Linked DNA regions of Homo sapiens: region 2 is linked to region 1. A link is an interaction called in ENCODE POLR2A ChIA-PET data of the cell type or tissue named here. Cell type or tissue: OCI-LY7. All regions are shown on one strand. Links, peaks and the distances in the headings refer to the core of each region. The heading gives the core; the rest is flanking DNA.

Region 1 (11,197 bases), core at 6,198-11,197:
ATTCTAGGTCACATGTATATCATGCAATTACAAATCCAATACCATTGAGCCCTTTTGGGACCTATCCCTGGAATTCCCTGAACGCTATCACTGCATAGAAAAGGGGTTTGTCCCTTTGAATCAAACAGAGTGCTTGCTCACTGAGATGCTGGCCAAATTCACAGAGACAGAGGCCCTGGAAGGGAGAATCTACGCTTGTGACCAGTGTAACAGTGAGTGCTGTGTGGAGGAGGGGGCGTAGTGGGGAAGAATAATTGGAATATCAGTTTAAGGTGCTGCTTTGTCCTCTTTAGTCAAAAGTAACACTAATGATATTGAATGGTTCTAAAGCATCTTTTAAAGATCTTTTTCTCCCATTTTTCTAAAAACAAAAAACATGGACTTGTTTTAATTATGTATTAAAAAACAAAACAAGGCTGGGCGTTGTGGCTCACGCCTGTAATCCCAGCATTTTGGGAGGCCAAGGCGGACAGATCACTTGAGGTCAGGAGTTTGAGACCAGCCTGACCAACATGGTGAAACCCTGTCTCTACTAAAAATACAAAAATTAGCTGGGCATAGTGGCAGATGCCTGTAATCCCAGCTACTCGGGAGGCTGAGGCAGGAGAATCGGTTGAACCCAGGAAGCGGAGGGTGCAGTGAGCCAAGATTGCGCCATTGCACTCCAGCCTGGGCAACAGAGCAAGACTCCGTTTCAAACAACAACAACAACAACAACAAATGAAACAAAGACCTAGGAGTTGATTGACCTCCTGATTGACATTAGTTGTCATCTTGGAAGGGATTTTAAAGTTGTGGCTCCTGAAATGGGGACTCTGAGAATGTTAGTACTTAGCTTCTTAGTGCTGTGGGGCTGCTGCTTAAATTCATGAATGTAGAGTCTGACAGTTCTTACTTAATCTAAACCCAGATGGTATAGCCTTTCTGAAGGGTGCGATATCAGAAAAGCAAGCTTTTGTACTGAACTGGTAGACTTAATGTCTGTCAAAAGTGATGCTAAAGATTGGTACAGTGGAACCAAGAAAGCAAGTCTTAAGGTGCATTGCTCAGTGGCAGCTTCATGAAATATTTTCTGCATTTTGTTTTTATTGTTCACATGCCTGAAAAGTTCACATTTCAGAGAGGGTCATACGGAAGTATTTCTGTGTTGTCTGTAATTTTAAAATGGAACTCTTACATATGGTTACAGAGGCATGTTATCAGGGTCCTTCCATCTTGCCACACTAACACTTAATGCTTCTGCTAATCCAGTATGGACAGAGGAAATGCAGAACAAATATGTGGATGCTTATGTTTGGGGTTTGTGGCATATATAGATTTGGAAACTAAAAGTATAAAGTTAATGGACTGTGCAGAGACCTAGAAATCAATTTTCAGTCACATAATAGTTTAGATTACCAGTTTTGAAGAAAAAAAAAATCTTAGGCCAGGTGCAGTGGCTCACGCCTGTAATCCCAGGACTTTGGGAGACCCCAAGGTGGGCGCCACTGCACTCCAGCCTGGGTGACAGAGCGAGATGCTGTCTCAAAAAAAAAAAATAAATAAAAAATAAATAAATAAATAAATAAATAAATAAATAAATAAATAAAATAAAATAAAATAAAATAAAAAATAAAATAAAATAAAATAAAATAAATTGTGGGAAACCTGTTCCGCTCTTTGAAGAATCAGAACAAAAATCAAAAGTCAGGCTTGAGGCCAGGTGTAGTGGCTCATACCTGTAATCCCAACACTTTGGGAGGCCAAGGCAGGAGGATTGCCTGAAGCCAGGAGTTTGAGACCAGCCTGGTGGCATAGCAAGACCTCTTTTAGGGAAAATAAAAACAAAAACAAAAACCACAAAGTTATGCTCGATATCATTTTGCCATTTCAAAACAAAATTTGAAATTTTATACCTGGTTAACTATAGACTCACCTATCCTGTTCCATTTTGAGATACAGAGTCAGGTGAATCAAATTGTTTCATTAGAGTAATATTTAAAAAAAAAAAAACAGTGATTCCTGAAGCCTTTTACTTGTAAGGAACAAAAGAATATTAACAGCTTTAACTCCATCATTTTTGGATATGATAGATTAGGCAAGAAATAACTTTTGTTTATCTTTACAAGAAAGGATTGTTCTTTGGTTGTCAGATATGCCAATTTATCAGGATTTCTCTAGGCAAGTACAAATAATGGCAGAGAAGGAAACCTATGGTGAGGGGATGAGATGCATTGATCTGTTGCCTGTGAAGTTTCAAAACTGTCAGTCTTCTACCTGTCTTCCTGGCCAGCTTAATGAAATGGAGACAGAACTGATCAATCTCAGTTGAATCAGTAATTTCTTTTTCTTTGTGAATTTCATTTTAGGGAAACAAAGCCTGACTCTATATTGTCTTCATCTTAGCTCACATACTCCCTCTGCTGAAGGTGGCAGTCACTGCCAGGATTCCTAGCCAGAGCTGCAGTAATTTTCAAAAAAATGGTGAATAGGAATATAAAATAAGGCCAAGCCCCTCTGTGAATTCCATTTCTGTTCATGCCCCCACGTATTGTGACGACTACACCCTGGTAAAAGCTTCTCCTATGGCACACTCATTCTGATGCAGTCTATTATGAGAAGTTACACCTCCACATCCTATTGTCACAGAAAGCTCTGTGATACATCATCTGGCTGTGATTTGCTACCTTTCATGAGTAGTACAGACAGGACTTGGAATCAGATGCCCAGCTGCTCTTCAAACACTGAGCCCATGATATCAACAGCTCAAGACAATTAACAGGGACTGCAGTAGACCACTAATTTTCTACTCTCATCCATTTACCAATTTAATATAACAAAACAGTCATCAGTAAATGGTTACAGGAAAGGCTTCTGATAGAAACTAAGAGAACTCTATTTCCATTATTTATTTGCTGAAATTTAGAAATGCATTTCCTCAAGGCTGGGCACAGTGGGCTCACACCCATAATCCCAACACTTTGGGAGGCCAAGGTGGGAGGACTGCTTGAAGCCAGGACTTCGAGAAATGCATTTCCCCCACAGTTAGAAACAAAATTAGAGACTGATCACTGGTTCTGCTTTGGAGTAGATGAATTTAGCCTACCTGTCAGCTTTGTCCTTGCATGTCCAGCAATGTGCTTTTATCTAGGAAATATGTTTCAAAAACTACGCACAGCATAAAAATATAAAACAGTTTATTTTCTAAATGTTTGAATATGCCATAAGCAAATCATGCTAAAGAAAAAAATGTGTTTAAATACTCTATCATTTAGTAATCTTATCCTTTTTTTCCTAAGCCTGAAAGATATGCATTATTTCCTATTTTACTGGTGAGGAAACTGAGGTTCAGAGTTTTGAATAACTTATCCATTAGCACACAACTAGTTGTGAGCAGGAAGTAGAATTAGGCTTACCTAGTGCAAACAAAAAGCTTTTTAAAATCATATTGTGGGGTATCATAATTGAAGTTATAAGCCATTGTGAAGACATGGAACCTTAACATATGCTTCTACTCTATGTGCTTGCTGCTGCACGTTCCATTATATTCCATTATACGCAAAGTTGCTGATGGCAAAAATTGGAAAGATTTGAGTTGCTTGTAACAGTCGACCCAAATAACAATGACTTAAAATGAGAGATTTTATTGTTCTGTTACATAAAACAAGTCTGAAGGACATTCAGGGCCAGCATGGTGGCTGCATGGTCATCAGTGACCCAAGCTATTTCTGTTTTCTGTTTTACTATCCCATTGCAAGACTTCTGTCTTCAAAGTTACCTTTTGGTCCAGGAGGAATTCCAGCAGTTTCAGATAGTGGGAAGGCCAAAGGGATGTGCCTTACAACTGAGTCAGCCCTGTCTAAGCAGAGTCCCACACAGTCATTCCTTTCATCTTAGCCAGAACTTCCATGGCCACACCATGCAGGCGTGTGAAGCTGGGAAATGCAGTCATAAAGAGTGTCACATTGCGCCCCCCAAAAAATTGAGGTTCAGATACTGAGAAATATGGAGAATGCATATTGAATGGCAAGTCACTGTCTCTGCCATAGCTAGAAAAAACTCCTCACAACCTATGTCTTATACCTTCCCAAACCACATAGGCAAACGACGAAAATCCAATCCCAAACCCCTTGTTCTGAGTGAAGCTAGAAAGCAGTTAATGATCTACAGACTACCTCAGGTTCTCCGGCTGCACCTTAAAAGATTCAGGTGAGCTTGCTGTGGGAGTCCCAGCTGGGTGAGAGCTGTGGGAATAGCTGCTCCAAAGGCTTTGGTGAGGGCAAATGTCTTCTATGGTGTTGGGAGGGGAAGCCTGTTCACTTGAGACCTCGTGTTTTCCATGGAGATTAAACTGTTCACATCCACTAAGGCAAATTGATGTGGGAGCCCAGCAGGACTGGGCTTTTGCTCTCATGCTCCTGTGTAATTAATTATCCAGCCTGCACTGGGTGTCTGTGCTTAAAGATTTTCTAGCCTGGCTTGGACTTATGTAGATTCATCTTCAGGATGAAGTATAAAATAATCTGCAAAAGAAGCACAGGCAGGAAACTACAAAAAGACTGTTGCTTGAATTGCTTGTTTAGGGATCTCTAGGTTTAGAGTACTTCATGGAACATTAACAGCAAATAAATGGGCCAGGCGCAGTGGCTCATGACTGTAACCCTAGAACTTTGGGAGGCCAAGGTAGGCAGATTGCTTGAGCTCAGGAGTTTGAGACCAGCCTCGGCAACATGGTTAAAACCCTGTCTCTACAAAAAATGCAAAAATTAGCCAGGCATGGTGGTGTGCACCTATAGTCCCACCTACTCGGGAGGCTGAGGTGGGGGGATCACCTGAGCTCGGGAAGGTTGAAGCTGCAGTGAGCCTTTATCAATCACACCACTGCACTGCAGCCTGGGCAACAGAGTGAGACCCTGTCTGAAAATAAATAAATAAATAAATAAATAAATAAATAAATAAGTGTGAACATTGATTACCACCATTTTATTGATGGGAAAACCAAAACCAGAAGGTTAAATTTTCTCAGTTTCCTGTTTTATTAATACCTACCTCTACCTACGATTATATATGCCAGTTTTTACTAGTAACAAGCTTATATCCATGTTCTAGGTGGTCTGGCCGTAATCATCGAGAGAAGATTGGGGTCCATGTCGTCTTTGACCAGGTATTAACCATGGAACCTTACTGCTGCAGGGACATGCTCTCCTCTCTTGACAAAGAGACCTTTGCCTATGATCTCTCCGCAGTGGTCATGCATCACGGGAAAGGGTTTGGCTCAGGACACTACACAGCCTATTGCTACAACACAGAGGGAGGTGCGTGCGCTTTACTCTGTGGGGTGGGGGACACGGAAAGGGGTTGATTTGTCCACATTTTATTGTTTTCCTTTTATTTCCATCCCATGGATTACCTAGAGGGAAATTACATACATCAAAAATCCAGTGGAAAGAATTGTGAAAATTGGGTTGGGCGCCGTGGCTCACACCTGTAATCCTAGCGCTTTGGGAGGCCGCGGTGGGTGGATCACCTGAGGTCAGGAGTTCGAGACCAGCCTGGCCAACATGGTTAAACCCCGTCTCTACTAAAATAGTACAAAAATTAGCCGGGCGTGGTGGTGGGCACTGGTAATCCCAGGTACTCAAGAGGCTGAGGCAGGAGAATCGCTTGAACCTGGGAGGCAGAGGTTGCAGTGAGCCAAGATTATGCCACTGCACTTCAGCCTGGGTGACAGAGCAAGACTCTTATCTCAAAAAAAATAAAAAGAATTATGAAAGTTGGATTCAAATTTTGGGTATATTACTAAGTAACAACATATGGTTGTTCTAAGAATTAAAAGGAACTGACATGTAAAAGTGCTTAGAACAGGACCTAGGCCCTGTGCAATGGCTCACACCTGTAATTCCAACACTTTGGGAGGCAGAGGCGGGAGGATTGCTTGAGGCCGAGGGTTCAAGACTAGCCTGGGCAACATAGCGAGACTGCATCTCTACAAAAAATTTAAAAATTATCCAGGTGTAATGGTGTGCACCTGTGATCCTAGCTACTTGGGAGGCTGAGGTGGGAGAATTGCTCAAGCCCAGGAGTTTGAAGTTGCAATGAGCTATGATTTCACCACTGCATTCTAGCCTGGGCAACAGAGTGAGATCCTGACTCAAATAAATAAATAAGAAGAGCAGTTGCCTACCACATAGTACTTATTCAGTCAGTGTTAGAGGATATTGTAGTATTATCAAAAGTATTGGTTATTGATAATATTACTGTTTTGTGGTAATGCTACTTCTGCACACCCCAGTTTCCTTCTTGGTTATGCAGAAACAGTAGAACCTGTGTAACCTCAAGGAGATATTGTATGAATCTCACTAGCCGCAGCTTATAATAAAGCCGAGAACATTTACTGAGCACTTACTATGTTCTTACTACTTCCCCTGCCATGGGAAGTGTGGGGATGCAAGGGCCCCTCCAAAGGAGCTTTAGGTCCTCATCCTCCAGAGTGGAGTCTTCCAGCTACTGCACTGACTGATGGGCTGCAGATGTGTTTTCAGCTGTTCACTCTTCTTGAACTGCACAGCCCTTGGGGCAGCCAGAGCTTGTGAATAAATACTTTTTTGTTCCTTCTAAATTTTCCTTCATCACTCCCCTCTATTTCCATTTCTCCTCTCCTCCTCCTCTTCCTCCTCATCTCCCCATTGCTTAGCCTGCAGTATCGCAGCTCTTTCTAGAAGGCCCTAGTGGACAATGAAAAAGCCTGAAGAAAACAAAGATAAAAATTGCAGTCAGTCGGCTGGGTGCGGTGGCTCACGCCTGTAATCCCAGCACTCTGGGAGGCCGAGGCGGGCGGATCACGAGGTCAGGAGGTCGAGACCATCCTGGCTAACATGGTGAAGCCCCGTCTCTACTAAAAATACAAAGAATTAGCCGGGCGTGGTGGTGGGCACCTGTAGTCCCAGCTACTCGAGAGGCTGAGGCAGGAGAATGGCAGGAGAATGGCGTGAACCTGGGAGGTGGAGCTTGCAGTGAGCCGAGAACCCACCACTGCACTCCAGCCTGGGTGACAGAGCGAGACTCTGTCTCAAAAAAAAAAAAAAAAAAAAAATTGCAGTCAGTCGATAAGCAGTACCGTGGGGCTTGGTGGGGTTAAAGCCAGTGGATACACAAAAGTCTGTCAGTTTCATTTACCTGTCCCTTCCCCACCAATAATCGAGGGTTGGCTCTATTCAGAACTTCTCTGTCCCTTTCTTCATCTCCTGATTTTGCCTGCTGACTAAAATATGAATTGGGTAGTCATTTTCTCTCTTTTTCTCCTTTGGTTTCCTAGGTTTTTGGGTCCACTGCAATGACTCAAAGCTGAATGTATGCAGTGTCGAGGAAGTGTGCAAAACCCAGGCCTACATCCTTTTTTACACTCAAAGAACAGTGCAGGGCAATGCAAGAATCTCAGAAACCCATCTCCAAGCTCAGGTGCAGTCCAGCAACAATGATGAAGGCAGACCACAGACATTTTCCTGAATGGGAGGCATGTATCAAAGACTGGCTTTTGTGTATTGGTGTCCATACATCTTTCCTCTTATAGGAAATAAGGCTACTGCAGGAACAGATTACTAGGTTTGCCTTGCTGGGTCTAGAGTAGAAGGTGCCAGGTGATTCGTGTCCTGTCGTAAATTTTATAGTCTCTTTCTTTTGAATGAGTTTGGGAGTTCCCTCCTTTCCTAAAAACAAAAGAAGTAACTTCTATGAAGATCCTTTCATCAGTTGCTTCTGAATATAGAGGGATCTGGGTGGAGGAAAGCGGGGCGGGGGGGTAAATCAATCATATCCACACAGGAGAGCAGCCATGTTTTCTCTCCATGATGTGATTCCCCTGCTAATCAGGACCTCCTTGCAGCACCAGAAGAACCCTCCGGATGTGAGCAGTCCTGGACAGAGCACGTGAGGAGGGGCCCTGGGCTAGCAGTTTGCTGGATGGGATTGGCTCCAAGATGGGAGATGAAGTCTAAAGGGTTTATTCCCACAAAGGAAGTAACCTTCAAGGGTTTAAAACAAACTTCCTTTTTTGGGGATAGCAGCTGAAGAGTGGAGTGAGATGCATGGAACAAATTTCCCCATGCAAAGTGGGATGGTTTTCATATGTCATACCCTCCCTACTTGCTGCTGTCATATAATCATTCCATACTTCTGAGACTGGCATGAATACCCCTTCATTCTAAAGAAGGGGCAGGTCATATAAAGAAGCAATAGACTAGCACATGTTCCATGCTGAGCCAAAGGACACTCCTGGCTATCTCAGTTCTGTAGCAGATCCCTGGTTCAGGTCTAGGGCAAGCACATGGTTTGGTTTAAATTGATTCTTAGGTTTTCTCAGAACTCAATTGAGGGTGGGCAGAGATAGCTGATGCTCCAGGGCTTATTGAAGGCCTGTCACCCGTTCTCACTTCAGTGCGGCATGCAGCTTCTTAGCCTGCAGCTTCTTTCTTGCTCCTGGAGAGCTAGAACATTCATGTTCACAGGGTTTGGGAGCTTTTGGTTCTCTAGGGTATGTTAACTGCTTAGGAGTCCACCTCGTACATATCTGAAGAGTTGATTACCAATGGCCTTGACCTGTTTCCTCCCAAATCTGATAATCCCTACTGTTGCTTTACCCCCCATACTCAGTCCATCAGAGAAAAAAACAAGAGTGCCCCGTCCTTTCCCCCAGTGCTAGTAAAATACATCTTCCTTTTTAAATTGGGTCAGTTTCTAAACAGAATGAAATTGCCCAGATAAAAACCCTTGTCCCCATCAGGCACCACTTCATTCTTAGTTCTTCACTTAGATTTGCTGGTGAAAGTGAATGCAAACCCTAACTTTTGTTGCTGTGGTCACTGCAGTGAGCCTCACTCAACCTGTCACTATGAATGCTCATCTTTTGACTGAGTATATCATATTAATGTTTGAATTCAGGTAGAAGTACAGTTGTCACTTGAAGGGAGTAGATGTGGAAGGGCGTTCGGGGAGGAGTGGGAAGTGGGGAAAGCCAGGCTAAAGAATGAGGGTTATAGCTTTAGCAATGTTGATGAGCCACATTTCCCACACAGATCTGTAGCATTTGCTGTTGACCTCTTTTGAGATGAACTCTCCCATAGGCCCTGCCAGGCAGCACTGAGACATGGAGGAAATTCAGACAAAAAATGGCTCACCCTGATAGGGAAGGAGTGACTATATTTTAAATTAAACTTGCTTTTTCCAACACTGTGAGGTTTCTGTAATATTTAGCTTTTATTTGGAAGCGATAGCGTATGGCATTTTTTATGCTGTTTGGTTTATATTGTCTACTGCAGGCTTCTTTGTATAAGCTTTGCCTGGGCTCACCCTCTCCTGGACACTGTTTTAAAGTGTCACCGCTGTCCATGCTGCCAGAGGCTCTGATGTGAAGCTGTACTCTCAAGATCCACGTTTTTAAGTCGGCATGATTAGTAATGACTTTTTGTGGCAATAGAAAAGCCCATTAACTCAAAAAAACCAAGGAGAGTAAAAAGGAAAGGAAACTATGAATCGTGCCTCATCTTTCATTGAATCCTATATTTATTATTCTAGAAAAAAAGAACTTACAAGATAGAGAAGAACTAATAGAGCATCTACTTTACCCCTCAGGCTGTCCAGTGGGGATAATTATTAATAAACATTTAATGGAAAATTCAAAGATCTTCCAATTTAATTTTTAAAAATAGTTTTATACCAAATATTATAAGGATTTATTAAGCAGATTAAGGACTTTGTGAAATAAGTGCTTAACTTAGCTGAGCACGCATATATCAAAGTAATAAAAGAAACTAACATCAGAGTCTCCACTGAGCTACACATTTGTGAAAGGTGCCCACTGCAGTTACAGACACCTCAGGTACCCAGAGGCGGCAGCACTGGACACTTAGGACGTTAGTATTTAAGGAGATTTTTATTAAAGAAGAGTTCCCTGCTGCATAAGCCAATGGCTATTGTGAGGGAAATGTCCCTTTGCCTTTAATTTATTTACGTACTGGGTATAGATGAATGTCTCAGTTGCATCTGAAATTGAATCATTCTAAAGAGAAGAAAATAAGAACCAGGTAAAAACTGACTAGATGCTGCCAAATCAAACCCAAGGTCTCCTAACCGAACCTTAATGGGCCTGCTTCTCTCCCAGGGCAAGTAGTTAAGAGTCTCATTCCAGGAACCCTTTGTAGTTAGTTGGCTGGCATGTTTACTTGCTGCTGTAGCCAGCCAAGATGAGTGCACCTAGGCCCTCAAAAAGGATTTTTTTTTACCTCAATCTAGCCTGACCCTCATATCTGTGGTTGCCTCTGAGACGAACATCCATGCTAGTATAAAAATAGTTAGGAATGCCCTTGGCAGAACTGAAGCTCTTATTAAATGGTGGACAGAGCTCTTGCCAGCTTTGATCCAGCCCCTCAGTCTCGGAGTTATGGGGCAGGGTTGGGGGGCAGTGCTACACTGTAAAGAATTTCCAGGCTGGGCGCGGTGGCTCATGCCTGTAATCCCAGCACTTTGGGAGGCCGAGGAGGGCGGATCACAAGGTCAAGAGATTGAGATCATCCTGGCCAACATGGTGAAACTCCGTCTCTACTAAAAATACAAAAATTAGCTGGGCATGGTGGCACGTGCCTGTAGTCCCAGCTACTTGGGAGGCTGAGGCAGGAGAATCGCTGGAACCCAGGAGGCAGAAGGGGCAGTGAGCCGAGATCGTGCCACTGCACTCCAGCCTGGCGACAGAGCGAGACTCTGTCTTAAAAAAAAAACAAAAACAAAAACAAAAAAAAAAAAAGAATTTCCAGATGTCTCTTAAAATGTCATGAATAAAATTGGAAACTGTAGAAGTGTTAATGTGTCCTATGGACTCAATAGCAGAGTTTATTTTTGTTTTTAATGGCAAGGCTTCTAGAGTCAATGATTGTATGAGTTTGCTACTCTGGCTGTGCTTACAGCTTCATCCAAGTACAAGGGAAGAACCAATGAGGTGGATTGGCTGACAGTGGGGCATGCCCCAGCATAAGCCCTAGAGAGGTCGACAGTAGTGCAGAATGAAAACTTGGTCGGGGATGGCGGGTGGTGGGTGGGAGGAGGGTGGGCTGGCCGGGAGGGAGAAATGGAGTTTGTTCTACTTACTGATAAAGCTTTGTGAACTAATTTTATACAATTCATAAAATTTGGTGCCTTGTACTCAATTACGGTTTGCATGGAATTGAAA
Region 2 (12,213 bases), core at 3,635-8,634, 200 kb before region 1:
AGTAGCTGGGACCACAGGTGCCCGCCACCACACCAGGCTAATTTTTTGTATTTTTTTAGTAGACATGGTATTTCACCACGTTAGCCAGGATGGTCTCAATCTCCTGATCTTGTGATCCACCCGCCTCGGCCTCCCAAAGTGCTGGGATTACAGGCGTGAGCCACCACGCCCAGCCCTCTCTTTTCTAATACATGCACTTAAGGCTATATATTTCCCTGTAAGTGTTGTTTTAGCTGCATTGTATAAGTTTGCTTTCTTTATTGAATGTACATATCATAAAATAAATACATAGTTTTTTTTTTTTTTGAGATGGAGTCTTGTTCTGTTGCCCAGGCTGGAGTGCAGTGGCACAATCTGGGCTCACTGTAGCCTCCCAAGTTCAAGCAATTCTCCTGCCTCAGCCTCCTGAGCAGCTTGAACTACAGGCATGCACCACCACACCCAGCTAATTTTTGTATTTTCAGTAGAGATAGGATTTTACTATGTTGGCCAGGCTGGTCTCGAACTTCTGACCTCAAGTGATCCGCCCACCTCGGCCTCCCAAAGTGCTGTGATTACAGGTGTGAGCCACCATGCCTGGCCAAAATACACAGATCTTAAGTCTACAGTTCTATGAATTTTTTTTTTTTTTAAAGAAAGTTTTGCTCTTCTCACCCAGGCTGGAGTACAATGGCGCTTTCTCAGCTCACTGCAACCTCTGTCTCCCAGGTTCAAGTGATTCCCCTGCCTCAGCCTCCCAACTAGCTGGAATTACAAGCATGCACCACCACGACTGGTTAATTTTTGTATTTTTCATAAGGAAGGGGTTTCACCATGTTAGCCAGGCTGGTCTTGAACTCCTGACCTCAGGTGATCCACCCACCTCAGCCTCCCAAAGTTCTGGGATTATAGGCATGAGCTACCGTGCCCGGCCCTATGAATTTTGACAAATGTAAACATTCACATCCATGTTGCCATCATCTGAATCAAAATATGGGACAGTTCTATTATCCTAGAAAGTTTCAGGCACACTCCGCCCCCCGCCCCGCTTTTTTTGAGATGGAGTCTTGCTGTGCTGCTCAGGCTATCCTTGAACTCCTGAGCTCAAGTGATCCTTCTACCTCAGCCACCCAGTAGCTGCGATTACAGATGTGCACCACTGCTTCCTGCCCATGGGGCCCATTTTGGTTCAGTCTCTTTTTTATCACCAGAGTTTACCCCTGTTAAGACTATACATGTATAGAACCTCATCTAAAAAGAATCATGCAGTATCAATTCTCTTTGTGCCTGGCTTCTTTCACTTAGTATATGTGGTATGTGTTAGCAACCTGTTCCTTTTTATTGCTAACTTGTATTGCATTGTATGGATGTATATGCACTATTTGTTTATCCATTCTCTTGTTGATAGACATTTGGGATGTTTCTAGCTTTTGACTATTAGCACCTATGTATATCCTTGAGCAAGTCTTTTGTAGACATACGTTTTCATTTCTTCTGGGGAGGTACCTATAAGCTTTTTTTTTTTTTTTTTTGAGATGGGGTCTTGCTCTGTTGCCCAGGCTGGAGTGCAGTGGCGTGATCTGGGCTCACTGCAACCTCCACCTCCTAGGTTCAAGCAATTCTTGTGCCTCAGCCTCCCCAGTAGCTGGGACTACAGATGCACCACCATGCCTGGCTAAATTTTTGTATTTTTAGTAGAGATGGGGTTTCACCATGTTGGCCAGGCTGGTCTTGAACTTCTGACCCCAGGTGATCTGCCCGCCTCGGCCTCCCAAAGTACTGGGATACAGGCGTGAGCCACCGTGCCTGACCTATAGATGTCCTATAAGTTTTAATATGTGATATTTTCATTATCATTTAAGTTTTAGTTCTTGAAAAGTTTCCATTAAAGATTTGTTTCATGGCCAGGCGTGGTGGCATGCCTGTAATCCCAGCACTTTGGGAGGCCGAGGCAGGCGGATCACCTGAGGTCGGGAGTTCGAGACCAGCCTGACCAACATGGAGAAACCCCGTCTCTACTAAAAATACAAAATTAGCTGGGCATGGTGGCACATGCCTGTAATCCCAGCTACTAGGGAGGCTGAGGCAGGGGAATCGCTTGAACCTGGGAGGCAGAGGTTGTGGTGAGCCGAGATTGCGCCATTGCGCTCCAGCCTGGGCAACAAGAGTGAAACTCCGTCTCAGAAAAAAAAAAAAAAAAAAGATTCGTTTCACCCAGTTATTAGAAAGTATGTTTTCAGGCCGGGCGCGGTGGCTCACGCTTATAATCCCAGCACTTTGGGAGGCCGAGGCAGGCGGATCACGAGGTCAGGAGATCGAGACCACGATGAAACCCTGTCTCTACTAAAAATACAAAAAATTAGCCGGGTGTGGTGTCGGGCGCCTGTAGTCCCAGCTACTCGGAGAGGCTGAGGCAGGAGAATGGCGTGAACCCGAGAGGCGGAGCTTGCAGTGAGCCGAGATCGCGCCACTGAACTCCAACCTGGGCGACAGAGACTCTGTCCCAAAAAAAAAAAAAAAAAAAAAAAAAAAGTATGTTTTCAAATTTCCACGAGACTTGATGATTTCTAACTTTCTTGGATTTTGGTCCTTTAATATAATCTCTATAATACTGATTTTTTTTGAAATGTTTTTGAGACTTGCTTTATGACCTAGTATGTAGTAAATTTGTACCTTGAAAAGAATGTGTATTCTCCAATACACATATGCACACACACATACACAGGCCTATATAAATATATCTACATCACTTTGATCAAGCTTATGGTGAAATCATCTAAATCCCTACCGAATTTTGTGTGCCCTCTCTATCAATTACTGCAAAAGATGTATTAAAATATCCTACTCCGATGGTGGATTTATTTTATTTTATTTTAGTGACAGGGTCTCATTCTGTCTCCCAGGCTGGAGTGCAGTGGCACGATCATAGCTCACTGCAAACTCAAACTTCTAGGCTCGAAGAATCCTCCTGCCTCAGCCTCCAAAGAAGCTGGGACTGTAGGTGCATACCACCATGTCCGGCCTTTTAAATTTTTTGTAGAGATGACGTCTCACTATGTTGACAGGCTGATCTCAAACTCCTGGGCTCAAGTGATCCTCCAGCCTTGGCTTCCCTAAGTGCTGGGATTATAGGTGTGAGCCATGAGCCACCAAGTTTAGCTTTATGTATTTTGTACCTTTGTTATTTGCGAGATGGAAATTTATAATTATTATATTATTATAGGAAACAAATTATTATTGTATCAAAATTTAGAATAATTATCGGCCAGGCACGGTGGCTCATGCCTGTAATCCCAGCACTTTGGGAGGCCGAGGCAGGTGGATCACCCATCTCTACTGAAAATACAAAAATTAGCCGGGCATGGTGGTGGGTGCCTGTTATCCCAGCTACTTGGGAGGCTGAGGCAGGAGAATCACTTGAACCCAGGAGGCGGAGGTTGCAGTGAGCCGAGATTGTGCCATTGCACTCCAGCCCGGGCAGCAAGAGTGAAACTCCATCTGGCAAAATACTCAGATCTTAAGTCTATAGTTCTATAAATTTTTTTTTTTCGAGACAGAGTTTTGCTCTTATTGCCTAGGCTGAAGCGCAATGGCGCTATCTCAGCCACCATGCCCAGCCACAGCACAAATTCTGATGGGTTTACATCCTACGTTGGCCACTTCTAGCTGTGGGACCTTGGGCAAGTTACTTAATCTTTTTATGTCAGTTTTCTCATCAGTAATATAAGGATAGTAATACCTCTCTGGGTTTTAGATTAAGGAAGTTAATATAATAAAAAGCATAGACCAGCCAGGCGGGGTGGCTCACACCTGTAATCCCGGCACTTGGGGAGGCCGAGGCGGGCGGATCACCTGAGGTTGGGAGTTTGAGACCAGCCTGACCAACATGGAGAAACTCCATCTCTACTAAAAATACAAAATTAACCAGGTGTGGTGGCACATGCCTATAATCCCAGCTGCTCAGGAGGCTGAGGCAGGAGAATCACTTGAACCCCGGAGACAGAGGTTGCGGTGAGGCAAGATCGCACCATTGCACCCCAGCCTGGACAACAAGAGCGAAACTCTGTCTCAAAAAAAAAAAATAATAATGCATAGACCAGGGACTGGCATGATGTAAGTGCTATAAAATTTTGGGTATCAGCTGGGCACGGTGGCTCACGCCTGTAATCCCAGCACTTTAGGAGACCGAGGCAGGCGGATCACCTGAGGTCAGGAGTTCGAGACCAGCCTGGCCAACATGGTGAAACCCCGTTGGCCAGGCGTGGTGGTTGGCACCTGTAATCCCAGCTACTCAGGAGGCTGAGGCAAGAGAATCACTTGAACCCGGGAGGTGGAGGTTGCGGTGAGCTGAGATTGCACCATCACACTTCAGCCTGGGGGACAAAAGCAAGACTTCGTCTCAAAAAAAAAAAAAAAATTGGATATTGTCACATTAAGGAAAAGAAAATGGTCACTTGAAATTCTTTTTTTTTTTTTTTTGAGGTGGAGTCTCGCTCTGCCGCCCAAGCTGGAGTACAGTGGTGCGATCTCAGCTTTCTGCAACCTCCGCCTCCCAGGTTCAAGTGATTCTCATGCCTCAGCTTCCTGAATACCTGGGATTACAGCCATATGCCACCACATCCAGTTTATTTTGTATTTTTAGTAGAGATGGGGTTTCACCATGTTGGCCAGGCTGGTCTTGAACTCCTGACCTCAAGTGATCTGCTTGCCTTGGCCTCCCAAAATGCTGGGATTACAGGAGCGCCACCACGCCCGGCTAATTTTTGTAATTTTTTTTTTTTTTTTTTTAGTAGATACTGGGTTTTGCCATGTTGGCCAGCTGATCTTGAACTCCTGACCTCAGGTGATCCACCCGCCTCAGCCTCCCAAAGTGCTGGGATTACAGACATGAGCCATTGTGCCTGGCTGTTACCTGAAATTCTAAAATTCCAGTTGGGAATGGACCTTAGAGATGATTGGATTTAATCTCTACATCCCCATGGGGCTCTTCTGGGTGGTGGTGAAGCACATCCAGCCAGATTCTCATGCCATAACTGGGTTGTTTTTGAGGTCTCACTGTGTTGCCGGGGCTGGTCTTAAACTCCTGGGCTCAAGTGATCCTCTTATCTTGGCCTCCTGAGTAGCTGAGACCACAGGCATATGCCACTGTGCCTGGCTCCTTCCTGGTTTTGAGCTCCCACTTTGGCTTTAAGCTGTTTGGTAAAGTAGGTAAAATTTATTGTAATGGCCTCTTAAATGAGGAAGAGGCCATTATAATTTACCCATTACCCAGCCCTTGTCCCCTTGCCGGTTTTGCTCCCAATCTACCTTTTCTACCCCAGATAACTCACACTATTTCCCACTACTCACATCTTCACTCTGCCACCTGCTTCCTACTGCACCTTAGTTCTCTTGAGTCTCTGTTCCTGAGTCAGATTCTGCATGCCTGTTAAGGTGCCAACTAGTTACTCTGATAAGCTAATTCCTCTGAAAGTACTAACTGGAGACAGTGCAAAGGTTGCTGCTTCATACAAAGGTGCATTATGACATGGGTCTTTCCAGAGAAAATGCGCTGCCCTTTGAGTCCTGGTCTGTGGGAGGAAGAGATGGAACAGCATTCAAGCTAGGAAGTCAGAAGAGAGTATTAGATCATCAGCCTCCTTTGTCAAAGAAGACAGGTCCTTTCTGTGCATCCGTTGTGTGGGCTGGCTGGGGACAGACAGGGATACTGGCAGGGATGTGGCAGGGACATTTGATAATATCTTTCTAGGTGCAGGCCTAGTTGCTGGAGGGGGTGGGCAGCAGGATATAAAAATGGGTAAGATGGCCAGGTGCTGTGGCTCACGCCTGTAATCCCAGCACTTTGGGAGGCCAAGGCGGGAGGATCATGAGGTCAAGAAATAGAGACCAGCCTGGCCAACATGGTGAAATCCTGTCTCTACTAAAAATACAAAAATTAGCTGGACATGGTGGCGCACACCTGCAGTCCCAGCTACTTGGGAGGCTGAGGCAGGAGAATCGCTTGAACCTGGGAGGTGGAGGTTGCAGTGAGCCGAGATTGTGCCACTGCACTCCAGCCTGGCAACAGGGCAAGACTCCGTCTCAAAAAAAAAAAAAGGTAAGATTTTTCCCTACCTTCAAGGATTGAGGGAAATGTTAACTACACCGGTAATAAATACACTATAAACTATGATAAATGGTAGAAGAGACATAAGTGAGACTGTAGATAAAAGTGAGCAGTCTATGCAAACTGGAAGTTTTGAAAGGCTTCGTAGAAAGGCTGATGGTGGCCTTAGACCCACATATGAGGAAGATTTTTACAAAATATAAATATATCAGGCTGGGCGCGGTGGCTTACACCTGTAATCCCAGCACTTTGGGAGGCCGAGGCGAGCGGATCACTTGAGGTCAGGAGTTCAAGACCAGCCTGGCCAACATGGTGAAACCCCATCTCTACTGAAAATATGAAAATTAGCCGGACATGGTGGCGTGTGCCTGTAATCCCAGCTACTCAGGAGGCTGAGGCTGGAGAATCACTTGAACCCGGGAGGCGGAGGTTGCAGTGAGCCGAGATCATGCCAGTGCACTCCAGCCTGGGTGACAAGAGTGAAAGTCCATGTCAAACAAACAAACAAACAAACAAAAAAAATATATATATATATATTATATATATATATATGAGAGCAGATTCTCTACTAATACTAGAAACTCTACAAATAATAGAATACAGAAAGAAAAGAAAATCCTCTACCGTCTTCCTATTCAGGGCAACTTCTGTTATCTCCAGATGATAGGATTTGGGGTGATTTCTGTTCTCTGTACATTTATGTATTTTAAAAAAATTTTATTAACATTTTAAAATTTATAACTTAAAATTTTTAGTATTATTAAAAAGAAATAGAGACAGGGTCTCTCTGTGTTGGCCAGGTTGGTCTTGAACTCTTGGTCTCAAACAGTCCTCCTGCCTCGGCCTCCCAAAGTGTTAGGATTGCAGGCGTGAGCCACTGTGCCCAGATCGTTTATGTATTTTTATCTCTCGTGTGTTTTAGAATAAAAAGAGCACATATTTATAAAAACAAAATTTAATGCCCAAAGACAACTCAGTGCTAACATTTTAGCATATTGTCCTCCTAGTCTTTTTGCAATACACAATTTTATCATTCCATTTATACAATTGTTTATACTGCTTTTTTCAATTTCTCAGCATTTGTCCTGTTTATTAGAAATACTTTGGGCATGTGCAGTGGCTCACGCCTGTAATCCCAGCACTTTGGGAGGCCAAGGCGGGCAGATCACAAGATCAGGAGTTCGAGACCAGGCTGGCGAATATAGTGAAACTCCATCTCTACTAAAAGTACTAAAATTAGCCGGGTGTGGTGGTGGGTGCCTGTAGTCCAAGCTACTTGGGAGGCTGAGGCAGGAGAATTGCTTGAACCCTGGAGGTGGAGGTGGCAGCGCGCTGAGATCGCACCACTGCACTCCAGCCTGGGCGACAGAGCAAGACTGCACCCCACCCCCCACAAAAAAGAAAAACCTCATACATATAACTGAGTGGTTGTGGGATGTAGTTTATATAGCCATTTCCCTCCCATTGGACTGTAAGGTTGTTTACAAATTTTTTGCTATAATAAATAACCATTTGTATGTTCTTATGCATAAATAAAAATTTTAACTAATATACTTTATTTATTTATTTATTTTTGTTTATCTATTTTTGAGACGGAGTCTCACTCTGTCGCCCAGGCTGGAATGCAATGGCACGATCTCGGCTGACTGCAACCTCCGCCTCCTGGGTTCAAGTGATTCTCCTGCCTCAGCCTCCCGAGTAGCTGGAATTACAGGCGGCTGCCACCACGCCTGGCTAATTTTTGTATTTGTAGTAGAGACGGGGTTTCACCATGTTGGCCAGCCTGGTCTGGAACTCCTGACCTCGTGATCTGCCCACCTCGGACTCCCAAAGTGCTGAGATTACAAGCATAAGCCACCGCGCCCGGCCTATATTTTATTTTTTTAGAGTAGATTTGGTTCACAGCAAAATTGAGCTGCAAAAGTACAGAGTTCCCATATAATTCCTACGCCATACATGCACAGCTTCCCTCACTATTGACACCCTGCACCCTAGTGATGTATTTGTTACAGGTGATGAACCTACGTTGATATATTATCACTGAAAGACCAGCATTTACCTTAGGGTTCACTTTTGGTGTCCATTCTTTGGTTTTTGACAAACATATGACATGTATCCACCATTGTAGTAATATACAGAATACTTTCACTACCCTAAAAATCCTCTGTGCTCTGTTTGTTTGTCTCATGCTTTCCCCTAATTCCTGGGAACCACTGGTCTTTTTGCTCCCTCCATAGTTTGGCCTTTTCCAGAATGTCATCTACAATCATGCATCACTTAATGAGGGGGGTATGTTCTGATAAACGAGTTGTCAGGTGATGTTGTCATTGTGTGAACATCATCGAGTGTACTTACACAAACCTAGATGGAATAGCCTCCTACACCCCTAGACTATATGGGATAGCCTATTGCTCCTAAGCTACAAACCTGTATAGCAGGTTACTGTACTGAATTCTGTAGGCAACTGTAACACAATGGCAAGTAGTTTGTCTATCTAGAGGTGGAAAAGGTAGAGTAACAATAAGATATTATAACCTCATGGGACCACCGTCATATATGCAGTCCATTGTTGACCGAAAACTGTGTGGCATATGACTGTATTTGGAGTCATCTAGTATGAAGCTTTTTCAGATTGGCATTCTTCACTAAGTAATATCCACTTAAGTTTTCTCTATGTCTTTTCATGGCTTGATAGCTCTTTTTTTTTTTTTTTTTTTTTTTTTTTTTTTTTTTTTAAGACAAGAGTCTGTCGCTCTGTCACCCAGGCTGGAGTGCAGTGGTGTGATCTTGGTTGACTACAACCTCCACCTCCCGGGTTCAAGCTATTCTCCTGCCTCAGCCTCCCAAGTAGCTGGGATTATGGGTACCCACCACCATGCCCAGCTAATTTTTTGTATTTTTAGTAGAGACAGGTTTCAGTATGTTGGCCAGGCTGGTCTCAAACTCCTGACCTCGTGATAGTGAACCACTGCACCCAGCCAGCTTTTTTTTTGGAGGCCGAGGTGGGCGGATCATCTGAGGTCAGAAGTTCAAGACCAGCCTGGCCAAATCGTGAAACCCCATCTGTATTGAAAATACAGAAATTAGCTGGGGATGGTGGCGCATGCCTGTAATCCAGTTACTCCAGAGGCTGAGGCAGGAGAACTGCTTGAACCCAGGAGGCAGAGGCTGCAGTGAGTTGAGATGGTACCACTGCACTCCAGCCTGGGCAACAGAGCAAGACTCCATCTCAAAAAAAAAAAAAAAAAAAGAAGACATGAGCTTAACAAATATATTGATATATGGGAAAATGTTCAACATCACTAATCATCAGGGAAATCCAAGTAAAACCACAATGAGGTATCATCTATGCTGTGAGGATGAGGAGAAAAGGGATCTCATAGACGGTTGGTGGGAATATAAACTATTGCAGCCACTATAGCAAACATTATGGAGTTTCCTCAAAAAACTGTAAATCAGACCAGGTATGGTGGTTTCCACCTGTAATCCCAGAGCTTTGGGAGGCCAAGGTGGGGAGATCACTTGGAGCCAGGAGTTCAAGACCATTTTAAGCAACACATCAAGACCCTGTCTCTACAAAACATTTTTAAGCCAGGCATGATATAGTGTGCCTATAGTCTTGTTACTTAGGGGCTTAGGTGTGAGGATTGCCTGAGCCCAGGAGTTCAAGGCTACAGAGAGCTATGATTGTACAACTGCACTCCAGCCTGGATGAAAGAGTGAGACTCCATCTTTAAAAACAAAAATAAAAACAAGGCCAGGCACAGAGGCTCATGCTTGTAACCTCAGCACTTTGGGAGGCTGAGACAGGAGGATTGCTTGAGGGAGGACGAGATTGCAGTGAGCCATGATAGTGGAACCATACTCTAGCCTAGGTGACAGAGCGAGACCCTGTCCCAAGATAGATAAAATATTGCTGGGTGTTGTGGCTCACACCTGTAATCCCAGCACTTTGGGAGGCCGAGACCAGTGTATCACAAGGTCAGGAGTTCGAGACCAGCCTGGCCAACATGGTGAAACCCCGTCTGTACTAAAAATACAAAAATTAGCTGGGCGTGGTGGCGCATGCCTGTTATCCCAGCTACTTAGGAGGCTGAGGCAGGAGAATTGTCTGAACCCGGGAGGTGGAGGTTGCAGTGAGCCACTGCACTCCAGCCTGGCACAGAGCAAGACTCCATCTAAAAAAAAAAAAAAAAACCGGCTGGGTGTGGTGGCTCATGCCTGTAATCCCAGCACTTTGGGGGCTGAGGCAGGAGGATTACTTGAGGTCAGGGGTTTGAGACCAGCCTGCCCAACATGGTAAAACCACGTCTTTACTAAAAATGCAAAAATTAGCCGGGCATGGTGGCAGGCACCTGTAATCCCAGCTACTTGGGAGGCTGAGGCATGAGAATCTCTTGAACCCAGGAGGTGGAGGTTGCAATGAGCTGAGATCATGCCACTGCACTCCAGCCTGGGCGACAGAGTGAGACTTCTTCTCAAAAATTAAAAAATAAATAAAACAAAAAAACTACAAATCAAACTACCATATGATCCAGCAATCCCACTACTGGGCATTTATCCAAAGGAAAGGAAATCAGTATATTGACGAGACATCCACACCTCCGTATTTATTGCAGCGCTATTGACAACAATCAAGATATCGAATCAACCTTGGTGTCCAACAGCTGATGAATGGATGAAGAAAATGTGGCACGTACACAATGGAATTCTTTTCAGCCATAAAAAAGAATGAAATCCTGTCATTTATGTCACCGTGGATGAAACTGAGGACATTATGTGAAGTCAGATAAACCAGGAATAGAAAGTTAAACACCGCATGTTCTCACTCACACGTGGAAGCTTTAAAAAGCTGATGTCATAGAAGGAAAAAGTAGAACAGAAAATACTAGAGGATGGAAAGGGGAGGGGAAAGGAAGCATAGGGAGAGATTTGTTAAAGGTTACAAAATTACAGCTACATAGGAGGAATAAGTTCCAGTGTTCTATGCCACTGTTGGAATGACTACAGTTAAGAATAATAATAATAGTTTCAAACAGCTAGGTGGAGGATACTGAATGCTCCCAAAACAAACAAAATGACAAATGTTTGAGATGATGGATATGCTAATTACTCTGATCACTGTACACTATATGTATTGAAACATCACTATGTACCCCATAAATATGTACAATTATTATGTATCAATTAAAAAATACAATTATACTAAATTAAAAAGAAACAAACTGGTGCATCCAGACAATGGAGTATTATTTTGTGGTAAAAAGAAATGAGCTATCAGCTGAGCTATGTACCTGAGCGGGGCTGGGCATGGTGGCTTACGCCTATAATCCCAGCACTTTGGGAGACCAAGGCGGGTGGATCACCTGAGGTCAGGAGTTTGAGACCAGCCTGGCCAACATGGTGAAACCTTGTCTCTACTAAAAATACAAAAATTAGCCGGGTGTGGTGCCACATGCCTGTAGCCCCAGCTACTTGGGAGGCTGAGGCAGAAGAATCGCTTGAACCCAGGAGGCAGAGGTTGCAGTGAGCTGAGATCACGCCATTGCACTCCAGTCTGGGCAACAAGAGGGAAATTCCGCCTTAAAAAAAAAAAAAAGTTTTCCCAGCACCATTTCTTGAAGAGACTATCCTTTCCCCAGTGAGTGTTCTTGGCACCTTTGTCAAAAATCAGTTGGCTAAGCCGGGGCAGTGGCGCACACCTGTAATCCCAGCACTTTGGGCGGCTGAGGTGGGCGGATCACCTTAGGTCAGGGGTTCAAAACCAGTCTGGCCAACATGGTGAAACTCCGACTCTACTAAAAATACAAAAATTAGCCGGACATGGTGTCAGGCGCCTGTAGTCCCAGCTACCCTGGAGGCTGAGGCAGGATAATCACTTGAACTCCGGAGGCAGAGGTGCAGGGAGCTGAGATTTTGCCACTTTGCCACTGCACTCCAGCCTGGGTGACAGAGCAAGACTCCATCACAAAAAAAAAAAAAAAAAAAAAAAAAAAAAAATCAGTTGGTTATAGATTCATGGACTAATTTCTGGGTTTTCTATTATTTCCTATTGGTTTATGTGTCTATTTTTATGTCACTACCATGCTATTTTAGTTACTACAGCTTTGTGGTATATTTTGAAGACT

What was found. ChIA-PET counts read pairs that join two places held together with the same protein. Peaks named below come from ENCODE experiments on the same cell type or tissue, not always from the same donor. Only the 100,000 strongest peaks of a DNase experiment are listed, where the experiment ranks them.
Region 2: POLR2A ChIA-PET joins it to region 1 with 5 read pairs; 6 of 35 experiments call an interaction of 5 or more read pairs at or near these places.

Annotation. Positions count from the first base shown.
Region 1 is chr6:41,792,821-41,804,017 of GRCh38, reverse strand. USP49 (ubiquitin specific peptidase 49) reads left to right here. Exons shown (of 8, transcript NM_001286554.2): 5 at 8-212; 6 at 4,080-4,188; 7 at 5,089-5,294; 8 at 7,295-11,197. The coding sequence ends at 7,485. Among named protein-coding and RNA genes, the nearest start is that of TOMM6, 11 kb to the right of the region's middle. RefSeq lists a silencer at 2,253-2,547. In OCI-LY7, for the core only: no CTCF peak of the experiment used is centred there; no DNase peak of the experiment used is centred there.
Region 2 is chr6:41,990,533-42,002,745 of GRCh38, reverse strand. LOC105375059 (a long non-coding RNA gene) reads right to left here and starts at 6,601. Exons shown (of 5, transcript XR_001744119.2): 1 at 5,329-6,601. It also overlaps a transcript of CCND3 not described here. In OCI-LY7, for the core only: no CTCF peak of the experiment used is centred there; no DNase peak of the experiment used is centred there; H3K27ac peaks cover 283 bases.